2 separate regions of the Homo sapiens genome follow, and region 2 is linked to region 1. Evidence: chromatin loops called from intact Hi-C (ENCODE). Cell type or tissue: PC-9. All regions are shown on one strand. Links, peaks and the distances in the headings refer to the core of each region. The heading gives the core; the rest is flanking DNA. Region 1 overlaps CRIPT (CXXC repeat containing interactor of PDZ3 domain). Region 2 overlaps CALM2 (calmodulin 2).

Evidence for each region. Peaks named below come from ENCODE experiments on the same cell type or tissue, not always from the same donor. Only the 100,000 strongest peaks of a DNase experiment are listed, where the experiment ranks them.
Region 2: it touches region 1 in a loop (9-fold over the local background); 2 of 110 quality-filtered maps call a loop at or near these places.

The regions. Positions count from the first base shown.
Region 1 is chr2:46,626,471-46,637,746 of GRCh38, forward strand. It overlaps CRIPT (CXXC repeat containing interactor of PDZ3 domain), which reads left to right. Exons shown (of 5, transcript NM_014171.6): 5 at 1-3,706. Among named protein-coding and RNA genes, the nearest start is that of CRIPT, 15 kb to the left of the region's middle. RefSeq lists a silencer at 76-145. In PC-9, for the core only: CTCF peaks have their summits at 6,068 (motif pointing right) and 6,272; a DNase peak (open chromatin) is centred at 6,071.
Region 2 is chr2:47,160,226-47,171,501 of GRCh38, forward strand. CALM2 (calmodulin 2) reads right to left here. Exons shown (of 6, transcript NM_001743.6): 2 at 10,509-10,539; 3 at 2,294-2,437; 4 at 2,061-2,167; 5 at 1,498-1,633; 6 at 1-579. The coding sequence ends at 551. Among named protein-coding and RNA genes, the nearest start is that of STPG4, 11 kb to the left of the region's middle. In PC-9, for the core only: no CTCF peak of the experiment used is centred there; no DNase peak of the experiment used is centred there; H3K27ac peaks cover 3,408 bases.

The DNA of each region.
Region 1 (11,276 bases), core at 3,910-8,909:
CAAATGGTAGTTCTGTTTTAACTTCTTTGAGAAATCTCCAAACTGCTTTCACAGTGGCTGAACTAATTTGCATTTCCATCAGTGTAGGCGCATTCTACACTGCACTGGCTTCTACAGTGTTGAAGCATTCCGTTTTTCCCACAGCCTCACCAGCATCTGTTATTTTTTTGACTTTTTGATAATAGCCATTCTGACTGGTGTGAGATTGTAACTCATTGTGGTTTTGATTTGCATTTATCTGATTAGTAATGTTGAGCATTTTTTCATGTTTGTTAACCGCTTGTATGTTGTCTTTTGAGAAGTGTCTGTTCAAGTCTTTTGGCATTTTTTTAATGGGTTTTTGTTTGTGTGTGTGTATTTTTGTTTTTGTTTTTGTTTTGAGATGGAGTTTCACTGTTGTCACCCAGGCTAGAGTGCAATGGCACCATCTCAGCTCACTGCAACCTCCACCTCCCGGGTTCAAGCGATTCTCCTGCCCCAGCCTCCTGAGTTGCTGGGATTACAGGTGCCTGCCACCAAGCGTGGCTAATTTTGGTACTTTTAGTAGAGACAGGGTTTCACCATGTTGGCCAGCCTGGTCTCGAATTCCTGACCTCAGGTGATCCACCCATCTCAGCCTCCCAAAGTGCTGGGATTACAGGAGTGAGCCACCACACCTGGCCACGAGTTACTTGGTTTTCGTTTTCTGAATTGTTTTAGTTCCTTATAGATTTTGGACATTAGACCTTTTTCAGATGCACAGTTTGTGAATATTCTCTCCCATTCTGTAGGTTGTCTGTTTACTGTATTGATAGTTCCTTTTGCGGTGCAGAAGCTCTTTAGTTTGATTAGGTTCCACTTGTCAATTTTTGTTTTTGTTGCAATTGCTTTTGAGGACTTAGCCGTAAGTTCTTTCCCATAGCTGATGTCCAGATGTTATTTCGTAGGTTTTCTTCTAGGACTCTTATAGCTTGAAGTCTTACATTTAAATCTTTTTTTTTTTTTTTCCCCAAAGACAGAGTCTCCTTCTGTTGCCCAGGCTGGAGTACAGTGGTACAATCTTGGCTCACCACAACCTCCACCTCCCAGGCTCAAGCGATTCTCATGCCTCAGCCTCCCAACCTAACTGGGATTACAGGCACATGCCACCACGCCTGGCTAATTTTTCTATTTTTAGTAGGAATGGGGTTTTACCATGTTGGCCAGGCTGGTCTTGAATTCCGAGCCTCAAGTGATCCACCCACCTCAGTCTCCCAAAGTGCTGGGATTACAGGCATGAGCCACTGCACCCGGCCCCTTATATTTAAATCTTTAATCTATCTTGAGGTAATTTTATATATATGGTGAAAGGGGTCCAGTTTGAGTCTTCTGCATATGGCTAGACAGCTGTTCCAGCACCATTTATTGAATTAGGGAATCCTTTCTCTGTTGCTTATTTTTGTTAACTTTGTCAAAGGTCAGATGGCTGTAGGTGTGTAGCTTTATTTCTGTCTGTTCCATTCCATTGGTCTATGGGTCTGTTTTTATATCTGTACCATGCTGTTTTGGTTACTGTAGCTTCCTTATAGTATAGTTTAACTCAGGTAATGTGATACCTCAGCTTTGTTTTATTTGCTTAGGATTGATTTTTTGGTTCCATATGAATTTTAGAATGGATTTTTTCTTTTTTTTTTTTTTTGAGACGGAGTCTTGCTGTGTCTCCCAGGCTCTGAGTGCAGCTGTGCAATCTCAGCTCACTGCAACCTCTGCCTCCTGAGTTCAAGCAATTCTCCTGCCTCAGCCTCCCAAATAGCTGGGATTACAGGAGCCCGCCAACCATGCCCAGCTAATTTATGTAATTTTAGTAGAGATGGGGTTTCATCATCTTAGCCAGGCTGGTCTTGAACTCCTGACGTTGTGATCCACCCGCCTCAGCCTCCCAAAGTGCTGGGATTACAGGCGTGAGCCACTGGACCCGGCAGGATTTTTCTAATTCTGTGAAAAATGATGTTTGTAGTTTGATAGGAATAGCATTGAATCTGTGGATTGCTTTGGGCAGTATGGCCATTTTAATGATATTGATTCTTCTAGCTCATGAGCTTGGAATGTTTTTCCATTTGTTTGTGTCATCTCTGATTTCTTTCAGCGTGTTTTGTAGTTCTTGTCCAGCTCACATTTTATCTTCATACTTTGAGTAGCCTCCTTCCATGAATGGATCATCCAGTGGCCGCACTTAGGTTCTCCTATGAAGATTTTTGTTGTATTGTACCTCAGAACCATCTCCATATTCTCTAAATAATAATAATGATGGTCATAAATTGAATAGAAGTATTTACTAGATGAGGAGGAAAACCCTAAAACAAAACATGAACATAAAATATTTTTAAAAGGAAGACATACAAACAGACACTATAACCAAATAAGATGACAGAATTAAGGCCTTATGCCACAGCCAGAGTTGAAAAATGCAGAAAAAAAGTTTAAAAACAAGGAATTAAAGCCAAACCTAACTTTTATCAAAATAAATGTAAAAGTGATGAAAGAATCTGTTAAGATATCAGATTGTAATATAAAAGATACTAGAAACAAATGCCAATAGAACACTTAAGTACATTTTATATATTCATCCATTAGAATATATAGCTGTCAGAATGATAGAAGAATTACATATGTGTGCAAAAGTTTTTGTATCCATGTGGAAAACACAGGAAGCTAATAGTACTGTTTTTCTCTGGAGTGGGTGTAAGGGTAGAGACTTAACTCTTTACATCCTTATGGCAGCCTTCGAATACCTTTTAACTCCCAGTTCCCTTAACTGGGGGTGTGTATCCTAGAATCCTCGACCCATTAGAAAGTATATTGTAGACATCATACTCTTTACCCTTTAACACTACACATGCACTTCATAAGAACAAGCATGCTGTCTTACCCAAGTACAGCTATCAAGTTCAGAAATTTAACATTGCCATAATACTTTACAGTCCATATTTCAATTTCATTTGCTGTTTTATTGGTAATTTTTTTCAGCTCCACGATCCAGCCTAGGATCATATGTTGTATTGCCATAACCCTCTAATCTGGAGCAGTTCCTCAGCTTTTCTTTGTTTTTTATAATAGTAATATATTTGAAAAATACAGGACAGCTAAAGGATAGAGTATCCTTCTATTTGGGTTTTTCTGATGTTTCCTCATGGTTAGATTGGGGTAGTGCAGTGAGGGTTGAAATGCTGTAAGTGATATGTATTGCAGGTATACATCCAGATGCACAGAATGTCCATTTGTCCCTTATTGGTGATGCTAATTTTGATCACTTGGGTAAGATGTCCAGTTTCTCCAGTGTATCGTTATTGTTTTTCCTTTTGCAATTAGTGGGTAATTTGTGAGGAGAAACTTTGAGACCTTGTTGACAATTCTGTTCCTCATCAAATCTACCCCTCCTAGGTTTAGCATCCTTTGACGATTCTTGTCTGAATAAATTTTTACTAGGATGTTTCCAAAATTGTGATTGTTCTAACTCTATTATTATTTCTGTATTAATTAGTCATCATTCTACTGTAAGGAAGAGGTTTCCCTTTATCATCAACTTCGAGTAAGTACTTTTTTCTGAGCCATTTGAATATTCCTTACTAGATGTGGTGCCTCTTTACCCCAATTACTTAAGTTTGTATTTCCAAAGAACAAGGGTGTTTTCCTGCATAGCCATAGCACAATTACCAAAATCAGAAAATTAACATTAATACTTTACTATTATCAAATCTTTTTCATATTTTGCTAATTGTTTCAGTAATATGCAAAAAAAAAAAAAAGTCTGATCTGGATCCACTCTGGAGTAACATTACATTTAGTTGTCATGTCTGTAGTCTCATTTATTCTGGAGCAGTTCTTCAGCCAGTCTTTCAAAATGCCAAGGTTATGGGCCAGTTGTATTTTTTTTTTTAATTTCAACTTTTATTTTAGACTCAGGGAGTATATGTGCAAGTTTGTTACATGGGTATATTGCGTGATGCTGAGGTTTGGGGCACCATTGATCCCGACACCCAGGTAGTGAGCATAGTACCCAATAGGTAGTTTTCCAACCCTTGCACCTTCCCTCCCTCCCTCCTCTAGTAGTCCTCAGTGTCTATTGTTCCCAACCCGTAGACTTTTTATAGAGTAACTCTTAATCTGGGTTTTTCTGGTATTTCTTGATGATTAGACTGAGCTTATACATTTTTGGCGGGGATACCACAGAAATGGCATTGTTCTTTTCAGTGCACCGTATCATGGTGTCAGTTGTCCCATTACAAGGATGTTAATTTTGATCACTTGTATTAGGTGATATCTGCTATATTACTCTACTGTAAAGTTTCTAATTTTTTACGTTAAGTTAGTAAGCATTTTGTGGGGAAATACTTTCAGATGATAACTATTTTGTTTCTCAACAAACTTTCACACACTCATTTTAGCATCCAGTGATATTTCTTGGTGGAATTAATTGTTACTCTGGTGTTGCCAAGTGGGGATTCTTCCAATTGTATTATTATTTCTGTGTTTATTCTGTGGCATTCTACTATAAGGAAAATATTCTACTAAAGCCTTGGAATCAGCCATTTCTCCAAAGAGCCTTAGTTTCTTTTAGTGGAGAATGGTTTTTAGAAACCATGATCTGAGCCTCCTGGGTTGTCATTGCTTTTAGGCCCCTTTGACAGAAAGAGCTAGGAAACATGTATTAGAAATCACAAGTTTTCCTGATATCTCCAGTTCCAGTCCAACCGCTACAGGGTTCTTCCTTGCCTTTTCCTATTCCTTACTTTTATCTTCTTCCACAGTCAAAACCCTGGCACTCAGCATTATCAGTGTATTTGTTCATTCACAAAACTGTGAATGTTTAAAGTGTTAGGTATGTATGCCTTTTGTAATTAAAAATAATTTTAAGTTTAAAAAAAAAAACTCTGGGTAAGCCCACAGGAGTATTACACATGTGAATGTCGTTCATTAATATGTTATTATAGAAAACAGCTTGGGAATTTCTGCGCGTGTACTGCTTCCTAGATAAATTAGGCAAATGAGCAAATGGTGCCACTTTTTCAATTCAGACAGCATTTATTGGACTTCTACATTGTTCTCATCTCTAGCCAGACTGCTGTTATTGGTTCCACAGTTTTTGCTCATAAGCAAGAACTTGATACAGAACCCATCAAATTAAGGCCGGGTGCAGTGGCTCATGCCTGTAATCCCAGCATTTTGGGAGGCTGAGGTGGGTGGATCACCTGGGGTCAGGAGTTCAAGACCAGCCTGGCTAACATGGTGAAACCCCATCTCTACTAAAAATACAAAATTAGCTGGGTGTGGTGGCGCACACCTGTAATCTCACCTATCAGGAGACTGAGGCAGGAGAATCGCTTGAACCCGGGAGGTGGAGGTTGCAATGAGCCCAGATAGCACCACTGCACTCCAGCCTGGGCAATAGAGTGAGACTTTGTCTCAAAGAAAACAAAACAAAAACATCAAATTAATGTGGAAGTGTAAAAATAAGATTGACAACAGGAACAAGGAAAATATTTTGAAAGAATAGTAACTAAAGGGAGAAAAGCCAACTGTAGTGGCTTACACCTGTAATCCCAGCACTTTGGGAGGCTGAGGCGAGAGGATCATTTGAGCCCAAGAGTTGAAGACCAGTCTGGGCAAGATGGTGAGACCCCATCTCTACAGAAAATTTAAAAATTAGCTGGGTACAGTGGCATGCGCCTGTTGTCCCAGCTATTCTGAAGGTTGAGATGGGAGGAGTTCCCTTGAGCCTAGGAATTCAAGGTGGCAGTAAGCTGTGATCATGCCATTCCACTCCAGCCTGGGTGACAAAGTGAGACCCCTTCTCTTTAGAAAAAAAAAAGAAGAAGAAGAAGAAGGAGACCAATTCAAAAGCAATGATTTTAGCAAAAAAAAAGAAAGAAAAAAAAAAGAAACTAGACTAAGGCACTGGGAGAATGGAAGTCAAGGGACAGATTTGAAAGACCTAATAATTAAAGATTTGACAGGACTCAGTTACTAAATGTGGGAGGAATGAGAAGGCCTTGCCTGAATCATTGGGTCTCATTTAGATTGGTAATAGTAGGTCTCTCCACCAGATGGCAATGATGCTCTTTTCTTAGTTTTTAATTTGCCATGCTAAGAGATTTACAATTACAGCAATTTAAAGATCAGATAGATAGACAAGTTTCTAACAACTGCCAGAGAAACTTGCTAAACAACAGTAAAAAGCCTGAAAAAATAGGTATATAAACACACTTGTGCATATACATATGGAAATATATATATAATTTTAAAACATGAGTATGATTAAACTATCAAGAGGTAATGATTATCTTCTGAGGCTAGAAAAAAGGGCAAGTACAAATTCAAAAAAAGTACTAATGCTTGCCCTAGGAATATCCGCCATTCCCTCAGGGTCTAAAGCCTATGCTTTAAAGGGTATCGTATGCGTGGAAGACAGAGCCCAGGACTTGAGCAAGTTGAGGAGGTTAGATCAGAGATATGTGCCCAAAGCATGGAGCCCTGAAAAGCAGCAGTTTCAGTGTGTTTACTAGAATATCCCCTCGCATATGATGAGAAAGACAGTGGGAATACTTTTGTATCGTGGCCTTAGCCCCAGGAACAGTGGGAAAGAAAAAAATTGGAAACCTCTCCAAAAACTTAGGCACAAAGATCCAATGATAGAAAATATGACAAACAGGCCAGGCATGGTGTTTCATGCCAGTAATCCTAGCACTTTAGGAAGCCTAAGCAGGAGGATTGTTTCATCCCAGGAGTTCAAGACCAGCCTGGGCAACATGAGACCCTGTCTCTGCAAAAAAAAATTTTTTAATTAGCCAGATGTAGTGGTGTGCACCTGTAGTCCCAGCTACTCAGGAGGCTAAGATGAGAGGATTGCTTGAGCTCAAGATGTTGAGGCTGCAGTGAGCCATGGTCACACTACAGCACTCCAGCCTGGGCAACAGAGTAAGACCCTGCCTCAAAAAAAAAAAAAGCCAAGCGCAGTGGCTCTTGCCTATGGTGGCACACACCTGTAGTTCCAGCTACTTGGGCGGCTGAGGTGGGAGGATCACTTGTGCCCAGGAGGTGGAGGTTGCAGTGAGCCATGATCACACCACTGCACTGCAGCCTGGGCAACAGAGTCAGACTCTGTCTCAAAAAATAGATATATTGAGTTAAGATAGCTCATAACAGTCTCTTTGTGATCTTTGTTGCATCTATATTTGAAAAAATAGAAGAAATGGATAGTTTCCTTAAAAAAACAATAATTGAAACACCAGAATGACGTGATTTTATAGGCAAGTTATACCAAAATTCTAATAACAGCTAATTCCAAACTTGCACAACTTTTTCAAACAATGAAAAAATGAGAATACTTAAAAGGCTAATTACCAAAACCAAGCAAGTATTATAAAGAAAGGAAAATGACAGGCCGGGCGCAGTGGCTCATGCCTGTAATCCCAGCATTTTGGGAGGCCAAGGCAGGTGGATCACCTGAGATCAGGAGTTCGAGACCAGCCTGGCCAACAAGGCAAAACTCCATCTCTACTAAAAATATAAAATTTAGCCAGATGTGGTGGCACGCGCCTGTAATCCCAGCTACTTGGGAGGCTGAGGCAGGAGAATTGCTTGAACTCGGTAGCGGAGGTTGCAGTGAGCCGAGATTGCACCACTTAACTCCAGCCTTGGCGGAAGAGTGAAATTTCGTCTCAAAAAAAAAAAACAAAATGACAGGTAATTATCACTCATGAGCAAAGACATTAGAAAAAAAATATGAAATAGAAATTGAGACATGAACAATAGAAGGAAAAGGTCTGATATATACCCAAAGTTCCAGAAGAACTTATTCTCTCTACGTTTATATATATTTAAAATTTTTCTTTTTCTGTTTTGAGATGGAATCTCGCTCTGTCACACAGGCTGGAGTGCAGTGGTGCGATCTCGGCTCACTGCAACCTCTGCCTCGCGGGTTCAAGCTATTCTCCTGCCTCAGCCTCCCAAGTAGCTGGGACTACAGGCGCCTGCCACCATGCCCAGCTAATCTTTGTATTTTTAGTAGAGACGGGGTTTCACCATATTGGCCAGGCTGGTCTTGAACTCCTGACCTTGTGATCCACCCTTCTCGGCCTCCCAAAGTGTTGGGATTACAGGCATGAGCCACCATGCCCGGCCTAAAATTTTTCGTAACACACCTGCTCTACCACATGTCAAAGCATATTTTAAAGCTGAAATATTGAGACGATATTCAACACAAAAACAGACCAGGAGTAGATAACTACATATATGTAAAAGTGATATATGACAGGTAGTATTGTAGATCACTGGGGAAATTCATCAGTAAATTCAAACTGGATTCCTATCTCTTAACCATATGTGCACACACACACAAAAATCAAACCCAGGACTTAGATGTAAAAGACAAAACCTTTAGAGAACAAATATGAATGAGGTTCCATGTTTCAAAAGTAATTTAACTTTTTTGTGGTTTTCAACTTTGTTTTTGCTTCCTCTTCATTCACTTGAAAAACCAACTTCCTTCAGTAATATTCATTCAACGTCATTTTTGATGAGATTAATATTTGCCAGACGCTTTCAAACACCAAGGATACAGTAGTGAGCAAGACAAGCTCTCTTCCCTCACAGAGCTTACACTGAGGTGGTGACTATGCAAAGGTACATAGTAACCAAGTAAACAAGATGTTTACAGAGTGTGAAAAGTGACAGAGAGTGAGTGAGGAGTGTGGTCAGAGTAGGCCTCTCTAAAGCAGAGACATTAGAGTTGACACTTAAAAGATCAGACAATTGAACATTTCAAGAGGGAAGGGTGTGCATAAGAACAGAGGGAGAAATGTCTTTATGGGGAGATGTGAAGTGTGTGTTGTGTGCCTTCAAAACTTCCTTGGGTCTTGTAACACCCACTGCATTTTTCAAGTCCTTTCTTACTGCCTGCTCCCACCTCTGCTGAGATAACTGAAATAGCCTACTTCATATTATTGTTTTTTACTGTCATCAAATCTGTCAATTGTATGTTTAATATTTTCTGCAATTTTTATATATAAATTAGCATGAAAGTTTTAACATAAAAGCTTAGGAGCAAGCACAAACCTATCTGTGCCAAAAGAGGGCAAAACAAAATAAAAGTTCCTAAGAGAAGATAAGCTACACATAGTCATAGTTTCGGCTTCAGCGTTTTGGAAAGTATACAAGAATACCCTTCTAGAAAGTCAGCAGGCAAAGTAACGAATGAGTATTGGGGAGCATAGCACTTGATATGGTGTAGGCATGTGGCCAGCCTGTACCGTAGACCATGTACTGACCATTCACTGGTCATGTACCGTGGACCATGTACAGCAGCAGGAATTTGCCTTCTAAACTCAATCTTAATTACCCCCAGCTCTCAGGAATGGGTCAGAGAAAACATGTCTGTAGGATGAAATGAGTATCTTCAGCTGATCCAAGCTGTAAGGTGTGGCGGAGGACACATGAATTTTACCAGGACATGATCTAGGCAAGCCAAATACAGATAAACTTGGTCAGGTTCAGATTTAAAAAATGAAAAAGGATAATGGCAGCACGCATGTTGGTGATGATAGCCACCAGTGTACCTGTCTCTTAAGATTCACTCTAGTATGAACTGATTATATCTACACCTGGTGCAGCTGTCACCTTTGGATTTCCCTACACCTCTCTTCCGTGTTGAATGTCCTGTTTCTTTATCACTATGTCTTTCTTTTTCTTAGTTTCCTTAGGTTTGTTTCTTTTTCTTAGTTTCCTTAGGTTTGTTTTGAGGCAGGGTCTTGCTCTGTCGCCCAGGCTGGAGTGCAGTGGTGCAATCACAGCTCACTGCAGCCTTGACTTCCCTGGGCTCAAGCATTCCTCCTGCCTCAGCCTCCCAAGTAGCTGGAACAACAGACATGCGCCACCACACTCGAGTAATTTTTTTTATTTTTTTGTAGAGACAGGGTCTCGCTATGTTGCCCAATACAGTCTTGAACTCCTGGGCTCAAGTGATCCTCCCACCTCAGCTTCCCAAACACTCCATTGTTTTCCTGGAGCACATCCTCCAGTAAATTCCTGATCAAGGATACATGGAAGGTAAAATTTTGAGACCTTGGATTTCTAGAATTTGTCTTTATTCTACTCTCATGTTTAATCGATAGTTTGGTAAGTTATCAAATTCAAAATAAAAAGCACTTGCCTTCAGAATGTTGAAGGCATTGCTCTATTATCTTTTAGATCCCAGTGTCGCTGTTGAAAGAAGCCATTGTGATTTCAGATCCTTTATTGCTCCCACCACCCTGGAAACTTGTAGCATCTTTCATTCATCCTCAGTATTTCATGATGACTTGCTTTAGGGTGAGTCTATTTTCATCCAATATACTGGATACTCAATAGGCCCTTTTAGTCTAGACACCAATGTCCTTTAAGAAAATTTTCTTAAAGTAGTATGTGACTATTTTCTCCCCTCCAAATTTTCTGTTCTCTTTCCAAAACTCCTTTTATTCAGATGTCACACAAGTTTTCATCTTTTCTCTACCATTCCCCTTGTGTGCATGTGTGTTTGCAGTTTCCTCTACTTTATGGGAGATTTCCTCACTTTATCTTGTCACATGTCTGTAGTGTTTCATTTCTTCTATCTTGTGTATTTATAATGTCTAAGGTTTTGCTGTTATTATTCTATGATTTTTTAGAGTATTCTTGTTCCATGGGTATACTAGCTTCTCTTCTGCCTATGAGTATATTAACAGCTTTTTTTTAATTGAGCTGTATGGCCCAGCATGTGATTTATCTTGGTGAATTCTCTCCATATGCTTGAAAAAAATACAACAATCTTGCGCTTGTTGGATCAGTGTTCTAGAAATGTCAATAGGTCAAATTAGTTAATGCTGTTATTTAGTTCTATGGCTTTACTGATTTTTTTTCCACTTGTTCTATCAATTACTAAGACAGACGGATTAAGTCTTCAACTATAGTAGATTTTTCTGTTTCTCCTTGCAGTTCTTTCAGTTTTCATGTATTTTGAGGGTCTTTTTAAAAATGCATACACATTTAAGATTTTTATGCCCTCTTTATGAATTAATCCTTTATCATTATTAAATATCCCTTATTATCCCTGGTAATATTTTTTGTACTGAAGTCTACTTTGTCTGATAGTAATATAACCATTCTGGCTTTCTTATAATTAGTGTTTTTATGACACATATTTTTATATGATTTTACTTTTTATCTATGCCTTTATGATTAAAGTGGGTTTCTTGTATACAGCATATACTTGGGTATTATTTTTTATCCAGTCTGACTTTTAGAAA
Region 2 (11,276 bases), core at 4,446-9,445, 530 kb after region 1:
AAATTGTGCCATAAGCAGATTTTAAGTGGCTAAACAAAGTTTAAAAAGCAAGTAACAATAAAAGAAAATGTTTCTGGTACAGGACCAGCAGTACAAAAAAATAGTGTACGAGTACCTGGATAATACACCCGTTTTGCAATAGTGCAACTTTTAAGTACATATTGTTGACTGTCCATAGTCCACGCAGAGTTACAACTCCACACTTCAACAACAACATGCTGACAGTTCCTAAAGAAAACTACTTTAAAAAAGGCATAACCCAGATGTTCCCTCATTTGACCAACTCCATCTAAGTTTAGATGTGCAGAAGGGCTTAGATATATCCAGAGTAAGCCACATGCAACATGTTACTTGATCAATTTTCTAAAATAAGGTTTTAGGACAATGACAGTAAGATAAGGGAAGAAAACATGGAGGAATGAAGTCCTAATTACTATACATGCATATTTTTTTGACAGTAGGGAGAAACCTTTTACAGATAAGTTACAAACAAAGAAAAGGCAAATAAACAATTTTGTACAAGAAATTTAACACATTCTGTACAAGGTCTTCACTTTGCTGTCATCATTTGTACAAACTCTGAAAAAGAAGAAGTACACAAAAAATGAGTCAATAGCAAAAGACCAAAAAAAAAAAAAAAAAAAAAAAATCACATTTACTCAATTACTGAGTACTCTTTCCATTCCTCTCTTTCCTCAGAATTACCATTAAGTACAGAGGGAAGCTAGTTTATTGCCCAGGCTGGAACTTCATTAACCATAACTATTCAGGTTTATTAGTAAGAGCCAAATTAACGCTTTAGATAGGCCAATATAAAAAAGAGCATTCTTGGCTCTTAGTTTAGACTTGAATTTTAAGTCTGCTGGATTACAAGACAATATTGTAAATTCAATGCTATGGGCTAGGTTTAATTTTTATAACATTACATTTTATGCTCTTTTCTAAGTTAAGTAGTTACATCATGAAAAAAATACAGAGTTTTACTCAAAATCCTTCAGTTTCATATGCCTTGCTTCCTGATATGGCCATCTTAAAAGTTAGTAGATACGATACTTTTGAAGCACATGTAAACTTCAGTTTCAGACTAAAGCCAATTAAAGAAAAAAGACAATACAGTGCGGGGAAAGAAAGTCACATTAATTTCATTTTAGGAAACTTGGAATAAGTTTGCTTTCCACATTGTTCCACAATCACACAAACACTGAACAGTGCTTCTCAAACTTTATACATGAATCACCCAAGAATCCTATTAAAATGCTGATTCCAGGTGTAGGGATAGAACCTGATAGTAAATATTTCTAAATTAAGTTCTCAAGTCAGAGCAATGTTACCTAGTCTGCAGACAACACTCTGAATTTTAAGAAGGTTAAATGTAAGTAACTGTTTTAGCAACCTAATTTCAGGGGAAGGGTCACTAATTTCGATCAGTTCCCTAACAAAGAGCCTCTTATCTTAAAAATCAAAGTGAAGAATGAGGCGTGAGACTGAAACATTTACCTTCATAGTTTACTTGACCATCACCATCAATATCTGCTTCCCTGATCATTTCATCAACTTCTTCATCTGTTAACTTCTCTCCAAGGTTTGTCATCACATGGCGAAGTTCTGCAGCACTAATATAGCCATTGCCATCCTAGCAAAAAATTTAGTATAGTTTCTGAGTCAAATTACAGACTTGAGAGTTGGAATGGAAATTTATTAAGTTTACTACTAAATTTCACATTGGGGGAAAAACATACTTTAGAAATGCATACAAATCTACACAGTTGACCTACAAATGTCATTAAGAGCCAAGCAAAATGTCCTACATTGAAATCATTATTTCCTAGTCCCAAAGTCAAGTGACACCTCCTTTGACAAGATGAACGCAATACATATATTAGAAAGTCTATACTGAATTCTTAAAAAGCTTTTGCTTGGTAATTAAAATATGTTGGTAAATCATCAAAAAAAAAAAAAAAAAAAAAAAAAAAAACAACCAAAAAAACACAAGTCTTCATAATGAGTCCTGGTATCTTCATTTCATCCTCAAAATTTAACATATCCAGTCCTTGACGTACCTTATCAAACACACGGAATGCTTCTCTAATTTCTTCTTCACTGTCTGTGTCTTTCATTTTTCTTGCCATCATTGTCAGAAATTCAGGGAAGTCAATTGTGCCATTACCTGAAATGGTTTAGTGGAAACATCAAAGCTTTAGTGGAAACATATAAGCAAACAGCAAAGGTTTAGTGGAAACATCTAAGTATCACTTCTTCAACCCCTCCCAGCCCCACAAAATTGAAGACTTACCATCAGCATCTACTTCATTAATCATGTCCTGTAACTCTGCTTCTGTGGGATTCTGCCCAAGAGATCTCATTACAGTTCCCAATTCCTTTGTTGTTATAGTTCCATCACCATCTTTGTCAAATAGTGAAAAAGCTTCTTTGAATTCTGTTTGAAAGAAAGACCACAATCCAAATACACAGATTAATAATAAAATGTAACCTAAATGAAACGTATTAACTCTTAAAGCCTACTCAGTGGTGGGATCGTGCCAGTGAACAGCCACTGCACTTCAGCCTGGCCAAACTGTAAGACCCCACGTCTCAGAAAAACCCAAAAACTTTTAACGGAAAAATACCAATGGAGGTAGCAATTGAAATGTGACTTTGACTCCTAAAGATTAACCAATCTTTATGATACCTTATGATAATATTTCAAATATATCTTTGACCAATCATACCACTGTACTTTCATGCTGACCTAAGTAAAATTATCCTAGGTTTACAGAGGAAAAGAACCAAATCCCCAAATGACTGGCTCCTCTGTCACTGAAGCTGCTCTGTGGAACATAATTCAAAATTACAGACCTAACCTACACTCACAAAACAAAAATAAGACTACTGGTACCCAAATACGTATTTCTACAGAGTAATTAAACTGTTTCTGTATACTGTGTTTAGAGTTAGCCACTATGTCTAAATCAATCACCTACTAAATTAAAACAGGCTACTTTCCCTTTCTAGTAAGGCAGGAGAAGGGACTATATAAAGAGTCTATAACAATGGGCTGATCAAGATATAAATGTCCAGTTTTAGCTAAATGCATGTCACTGAGAACAAAGATCATTTTGAGCTTTCTTTGGAATATTAAAACCCCAACCTTATATAGTGAAACTGATTATTCCTCAACATCTTGTTGTGATAGTATGTTCCTTCCTGCTGTTGTTTTTTTTTTTGAGATGGACTTTCGCTCTTGTTGTCCAGGCTGGAGTGCAATGGTGCAATCTCAGCCCACCGCAACCTCCTCCTCCCAGGATCAAGCAATTCTCCTGCCTCAGCCTCCCGAGTAGCTGGAATTACAGGCATGCACCACCACGCCCAGCTAATTTTCTATTTTTAGTAGAGATGGGGTTTCTCCACGTTGGTCAGGCTGGCCTCGAACTCCCAACCTCAGGTGATCCGCCTGTCTCTGCCTCCCAAAGTGCTGGGATTACAGGGCATGAGCCACTGTGCCCGGCTATATGTTCCTTCTAATACATCACTAGATTACATGGAAACCTCCTGCTGGTGCAACACTCCAGACTACCTGGCTTCATTCACCATTTACAGATAAACTAAAACAAGCCAGGTGCAGTGGCTCACACCTGTAATCCTAGCACTTTGGGAGGCCAAGGTGGGCAGACTGCCTGAGCTCAGGGTGAGTTCCAGACCAGCCTGAACAACAGGGTGAAACCCCGTCTCAGGCCGGGCGCGGTGGCTCAAGCCTGTAATCCCAGCACTTTGGGAGGCTGAGGCGGGTGGATCATGAGGTCAGGAGATCGAGACCATCCTGGCTAACACGGTGAAACCCCATCTCTACTAAAAATACAAAAAAATTAGCCGGGCGTGGTGGCGGGCGCCTATAGTCCCAGCTACTCGGGAGGCTGAGGCAGGAGAATGGCGTGAACCTGGGAGGCAGAGCTTGCAGTGAGCTGATATTGCGCCACTGCACTCCAGCCTGGGCGACAGAGCGAGACTCCGTCTCAAAAAAAAAAAAAAAGAAGAAAAAGAAAAGAAACCCCGTCTCTACTAAAACACACACACACACAAGCTGGGTGTGGCGGCGTGTGCCTGTAGTCCCCCGTCTCTACTAAAACACACACACACACACACACACACACACACACACACACACGCTGGGTGTGGCAGCGTGGGCCTGTAGTCCCCCGTCTCTATTAAAACACAAACACACACACAAGCTGGGTGTGGCGGCGTGCGCCTGTAGTCCCAGCTACTGGGGAGGCTGCAGCAGCAGAACTGCTTGAACCCGAGAGGCGGAGGTTGCAGTGAGCCGAGATCACACCACTGCACTCCAGCTTGGGCAACAGAGTGAGACTTGTCTCAAAAAAAAAAAAAGAAAGAAAGAAACTAAAACAGACTAACTTTGATACTGCAAAGTTATACCAATCAGTAAATAATAAAGCTAGTATTTTCCAAGTAAGTCATTTCCCAGAAAATATTAGACCCTATCAGCAAATGAATACAAAAAGTTTCCAAGTTCATTGGGCCATTAAGCTTTCCCAACATAGCCATACATTTGAAAATTTATGTGACACATGTGTAAGAAATGGTGTACCTTCTTTACGGTCCAAGGCCAATTTATTCCCTGCCTGCTTATCCCTAACTCCAATTCGCGTACACCTTCCAGTTTCATTCCGTATTACCTCTTCCCTGGACTCAACTATTCTTCCACTAATTTGCCCATTACCACATAAATATCTTCACATCGCTTAGCCTAAAACTAAATTGAAACCTTAGTTATATTTTAAATGCTTGCCCTTATCCCTCCCCAAATTTTGGAAGGCACTACTACTCATACCAATTTCCTCTCTCCAAACAATCCACTATTTTAAAATGACATCCAGCTCCAACTCATCACCTGAAAATGCTGAGTTTACCAATGACTACTAGTCAGTCACCCAATCCATCAAGCATGCTTCAATGTGAAGCCATATGGCATAGAAACTAAAATGAGACTTTGTAACTTGACTACTGGGTTAGAATTTCCTAGCTCTGTTTCTTCTTCTGGCAATGCAATATGGACAAGCTACTAAACCTTTTCTGCCTCAGCTTCCTCATTTCTGTGAAATGACATAAATGTGCCCAGTAAGTGGGGTGACACAGTATACCATGCCCACAAGGGGTATTCACCTGGTCACCCCCCATAAAAAAATTAGTATGTGTCAAACACTTAGAACTATGTCCAACAAATACATACTTAATAAATGTCAAGATAAAGACTATCTCATTTTTTTGCAGCATCCAAAACTGCATGGAAAAACTCTCAAAATTTTTCTTGGCCTTCGTAACAGTACTTTGATTTTCCTCCTACCATATACTGCCAAAGGCTCTTACTCCTGTCTCTTATGTCTAGATGTGACCAATTTTATCCTTTTTTTCCACTCCTTGGCCACTTCATCTATACCCACTTACAACGAAGATATCTTTAGTCTACCCATCTCGCTCAATAAATGTCTTTATTTCTGGCTGTCTACAGGATATAGCTCCCCTGGCTGATGACAAGCAAAACATATGAAAATGAATTCTATACTCCCAGGCAACCCTAAAGGTACTAGCAAAAGCCCAAGAGCCACTTTTAACTCTTTCAGTCTGAAATCTGTCAACAGGTCTCGAATTCTATCATTTAAATACTGCCTGATTTTTCCTCCATCTCTACAACCAGTATTTTGGTTCAAGGCTCCATCGTCCTTTGCCAGGGCTATTACAATTGCCTCCTAACTGCATTCTTTCTTATTTAAATATTACTGGTTTATAGAGGAACTCATCTAATACCAATCAGAAGGTTCATACCACACTAATTGATTTTATGAAGATAGTATACAGTGCTAACCTAGATCAACCTAATGACAAAAATAGATCAGGGAGTCTCCACCTACAAATAGCACAATTGATAAAGACATTTCAATTTTACTGTTTTTAAACAGAATGTAGAAATATCTAGAAATACATATATTGGAGTTCAGACACATTGCACCTTTCACCTAATTTAGGTTACAAGAAAATTAAAGGACTTTGAGGTATTTGTTTATATTACATTCTCTGCTATGGGTATCTTTTAACACCACCATTAGGTGCATAAATTCCCAATGTTTAATTAGCAGTAATCACCTTTCTATTACATGATTTAACAAAAAGCTAAATACTGGAAGATGCATAGTGTAAGACTATGTATAACTTTCGAGAAATTTAAAAATCTAATAACACTTAAAATGTTTGCTAGAATAAGTAAAATGCAGAAAATAAAACCGTATCTATGCTAATACCATTTGTTATTCATTCAAGAAAGGAACAAATAACATTTCTTTTAAAGGTCAAGGTTTATTCCAAATTTTTACTTGTATTTTTATACTAAAGAGTAAAAAATACCTGTAAAAACTCAAAATAATAAACCCCAAAGTAAAATTTTAATTCACCTGCCTTTACAGTTTTCCTGTACTTCAGAACTAGCGTAATCTTTATGTATAGAAGCATATAATTCTAAACTGTAACTCCCAGGAATGACCTGAAATTAAATCCAAGAGTCAAAACCTAAACACACAATAAAGAGAACAGGTCCTGAATGCCACAGAACAGCTATCTTCTACATAATTGATAGATATAAGGAACCTACCAAAATCCATTTTAGCTGACCAAACTGAAACTTTCAGAAAAATCTATTACTCAAGTTTTATTTGTTCATTAGCAACCCCAAGGCCCTTCCCTAATTAGTTTATTACCTAAACATATAATTTTATTAAAATAACATGTTTTAAAAATTTTATTAAAATAGGTTATCACAAGACAATTACAAAACAAATCAAATGACTGTTTATTAACTTCTATTTCTTCACAAAATTCTGAACTTAATAATCCCTTAAAGATCATGTACTGGAACTCTTTTGGCGCTTCATGCAGTTGTTGCTATACATTGAGTAATATTAATATTTTTCTCAAACAAATTTGGACCTTGAAAATTTAATGAAAGTTTAGGTACAGACTTCTTAAGGAAAAAATACTGTACATTTTTCCTATCAGTCTTCCAAAAGTCAAACAGCAACAACTAATGACATCATGGCAGAGTTATCAACAAAATGAAATTGTTAGTGATGTCATACTAGACTGGAATGCTTTATACGACCAAGTAATATAAAAAATTTTAGGCCGGGAGCAGTGGCTCATGCCTGTAATCCCAACACTTTGGGAGGTCAAGGTAAGCGGATCACCTGACGTCAGCAGTTCAAGACCAGCCTGGCCAACATGGTGAAACCCCATCTCTCCTAAAAATACAAAAACTAGCCGGGTGTGGTGGTGCACGCCTGTAATCCCAGCTACTTGGGAGACTGAGCCAGGAGAATTGCTTGAAGTTGGACAGCAAAGGTTGCAGTGAGCCAAGATCATGCTACTGCACTCCAGCCTGGGCAAGAGAGTGAAGCTCCGTCTCAAAAAAAAAAAAAAAAAAAAAAAAAAAAAAAAAAATTTAGTAACTTCATCTACACAAGGATGTTAGCGGTCACCAGCACTTACAACTAAAAAAAAAAAAAAAAAAATTTTTTTTTCTTTTCTTTGAGACAGGGTCTTGCTGTGTTGCCCAGACTGGTCTTGAACTCCTGGGCTCAAGCAATCCCACTGCCTCAGCCTCCCAAAGTGTTGGGATTAGACATGCGCCACCATGCCCAGCCACCAACAATTACAATTTACCAGATTAAAAAATTGCCTTCATCTCAAAGGTAAACACTGAAATATACCAAATTTGGGAGGAAGGGACTTGGAGAGTAGGCAGAAATCTTAGGATAGTAGTGCTCTAGAACTTTTTTGTGTTACACACTCATTGAGAATAAAATTTATTCAAGGAATATTCAATGATTACTATGTGGCAGGTACCGGGCCTACAAAGTAGAACAAAAAGGTCCCTGACCGCACATGATTTTTATTTTAGTAGCATAGAAGTTTTGGTTCCTCTGCCCTAAATCTTAACTGAAACCTGGAGGTCCAAGGAATGGCTTTAAAGAAATCTGTGGTCTAGGAAAAGGCAGGATAAGAAGAGAACCTAAGAACAGATTTTTTTCCCTCTACTCCCATTGGAAACCTAATTTTATGATGAAAGCCAAGAAAAGATAGGATTTAACTTAAAGACAATAAAGAGAACAGGTCCTGAATGTCACAGTTTTGATGAACTACAAGTATTCTTTATAAGAATTCTACCAGGCCAGGCATGGTGATTCACACCTGTAATCCCAGCACTTTAGGAGGCTGAGGCGGGTGGATCACCTGAGGTTGCGAGTTTGAGACCAGCCTGACCAACATGGAGAAACCCCATCTCTACTAAAAATACAAAAATAGCCAGGTGGTGCATGCCTCTAATCCCAGCTACTCGGGAGACTGAAGCAGAACAGCTTGAACCCGGGAGACAGAAGTTGAGCCACTGCACTCCAGCCTGGGCAACAAGAGTGAAACTGTCTCAAAATAAATTAAAAAATAAAAATGCTATCAATCACTGAAGAGGGATCCTCTTATATTCAATAGACACAAACTTTTTTTTTTTTGAGGCAAAGTCTCGCTCTGTTGCCCAGGCTGGAGTGCAGTGGCATGATCTTGCCTCACTGCAACCTCTGCCTCCCAGGTTCAAGTGATTCTCCTGCATCAGCCTCCTGAGTGGCTGGGATTACAGGTGCACGCCACCATGCCTGGCTAATTTTTGTATTTTTAGGAGAGATGGGGTTTCACCACGTTGGCCAGGCTGGTCATGAACTCCTGACCTCAAGTGATCCGCCTCGGCCTCCCAAAGTGCTGGAATTACAGGCGTGAGCCACTGCGCCCGGCCAACAAACTTTCTTTTCAAAGAGTTGTTTAAGAGAGCAGACCATCAACTATGCAATGGCACACTGAGTAACGTTTTCTACCCTAAAGTGAACATGCTGTACTGCATACAGTTGGTACCTGTACCTGACTGGGAATATTAAGAAATGTATTACAGAAGGTCAGAGTTTAAGAGTGAAAGTATTAGACAGCCTGAGACAATTTGGGAAGGAGACAGTATATTTATAAAAAAAACTACTTCAGAAAAACATTTTGACGATACATTTACTTTGTAGAGATGGGGTCTCACTATGTTGCCCAGGCTGGTCTCAAACTCCTGGGCTCAAGTGATCCTGCTGCCTCAGCCTCCCAAAGTGATAAGATTACCAGCCATCAGGCCCAGTCTATTTTTTTTGAGGAGACATGAGATCAAATAGGTGATACCTTTAAAACAGTGTAACTCAACAAAAAAAAAATTATTCCCAAAACTGTTTGCTTTTTGTTCATAACAGTCAATACATGTAATTTACCAACCTCAGAAAGTAAAAACTAAGTTTAAGTCAAATTACACAATAAATAAAAATAAAACCTGCTTAAATTTGTCTTTAATACTAATAGCTTTCTACCTACAGTCCTATCAAATAGTATTTGAGGTGACTAGTGTAATTCTGGTATCCCCCAAACTTCTATATGCTTATGGAAGTGGGGAGCTTGCTTTAAATGGGCTATATAGTTCCAACTGGGCTTCTCAGTTTTCTCCAGCCTAAGAAAAAGTGCTCAAGTGCTTTTGAGCTCTTATCAAACCCTTCCTGCTTACTGTGAAAACTGTGGCAAATAAACTGCTTGGTGCTCATGCTAATAAAAGTGTCTAATGAAAACAAAGGAATAGTTTGCAAAGCATTTCAACACTACAATAAAAAAAAAAAACAACTCCGGCAAGGGGGGAAAAAAAAGTTTCCCCAACATTGACATTAACCAGCCATCTCAATGTACAAGGATAAATCAAAAGTATTAATGTTCTATGGCATGGCATAAAGAGAACATGACATCAGGTTTTATGTAATAATTTTGCATACTTCCATAGCAAACTAAAAGGGACAAGATTTAAGCGGCTTCATTTCAACAGCTGTCACTGTTTTTTAAGAGAAAAATCCACATTGCTACAGTGACATTTATAGAATAGAATGCCAACTTCTTAAATTTTTTCACTTGAGAAATGGTTATTCCCTGACTGATTATATATGCAATTCTTAGGTTAAAATGTTAGCTAATTTTAACTAGGGTAAATTCAATTGTTCCTTTTTTGATTCTCCATTTCAAGTTGCCTTAGTTACTTCTTGGCCTCCTTTTCTAGCGTGTTAGCTAGCCCAGAATTCCTGTTTTATACTAAGGTAGTCTTCAGAAAACAAAACAAAGACCACCACTACACCACAAGGCTCCAAAGTATATCCACGCAGACTAAAATACATGTCTTTAACTACAATTAGCCCTGCACATCTTCCATCGGCAAGTTTACAATCCCACTTGCCAAAGCAGGTTGAATTACTGTATTATATTATACCCATATGTTAGTATCCATGACATATACCAAAGTCAATTATTTCATACAAGTCTCTTATTCTGACGTTGGCTATTCAATTTATAATAAGAATCTAATGGGTACAATCTAGCTGAGTATTTCTCACCTGCAATCTGCTCTTCAGTCAGTTGGTCAGCCTACAAAGAGATCAAAGAGGAAGGTTAGTGACTTGAGAGTATGTAGATTAGCAGTTACAGAAACAAGTTTAAAACCTTTCAAGGGTTACCATGTACTGTTTCATTTAGTTCCAGCAACAAACACATCTGGATAGAAAATGCACACATCTAGTTTCTCTTATCTTCAAAGCTAAGCTGTCTTAACTCCAAGTTTAAGATATACAAATACTTCAGAATATTTTTGAAAATATACTTTAGAATCCAATAGAAACATTGCTTCCTTTTTCAACGTTAGAATAGCTAAACTTAAGCTCACTTCTATTCCAGATATAAATCACCAGAAATTCCCACTGAATCAAAATGCTTCAGGCTCACAAAATGAAAATTACTCCCACAAATGGTTAAACACATTGTTTTGAAATTAAAGTGATTAAAAAAAAAAAAAGGCACAAACTTTTATTCCTTCTCACCCAGCAGGCAAAATGCAAAGAATCCAGAGCTCTGAACTACAGTACTATAATATTTACCAAATGTTTGAAAGTTCAGCCATCCATTTTCTCTTGGTTTTTAAAATCCCAAAGTAAGCCCAAGGCTTGTGATGTTTTTTTAATAGCACTTGGTTTTCTTCAGAAAATATTTTCTGCCATTTGCTAAAACCCATTATAAATTTTATCCTTATTCAATCTTAATAATAACCTTACAGTGGTATTATCCCCTATCTTACAGATAAGGAATGAGGCTAGGGTTAAGTGGGATTG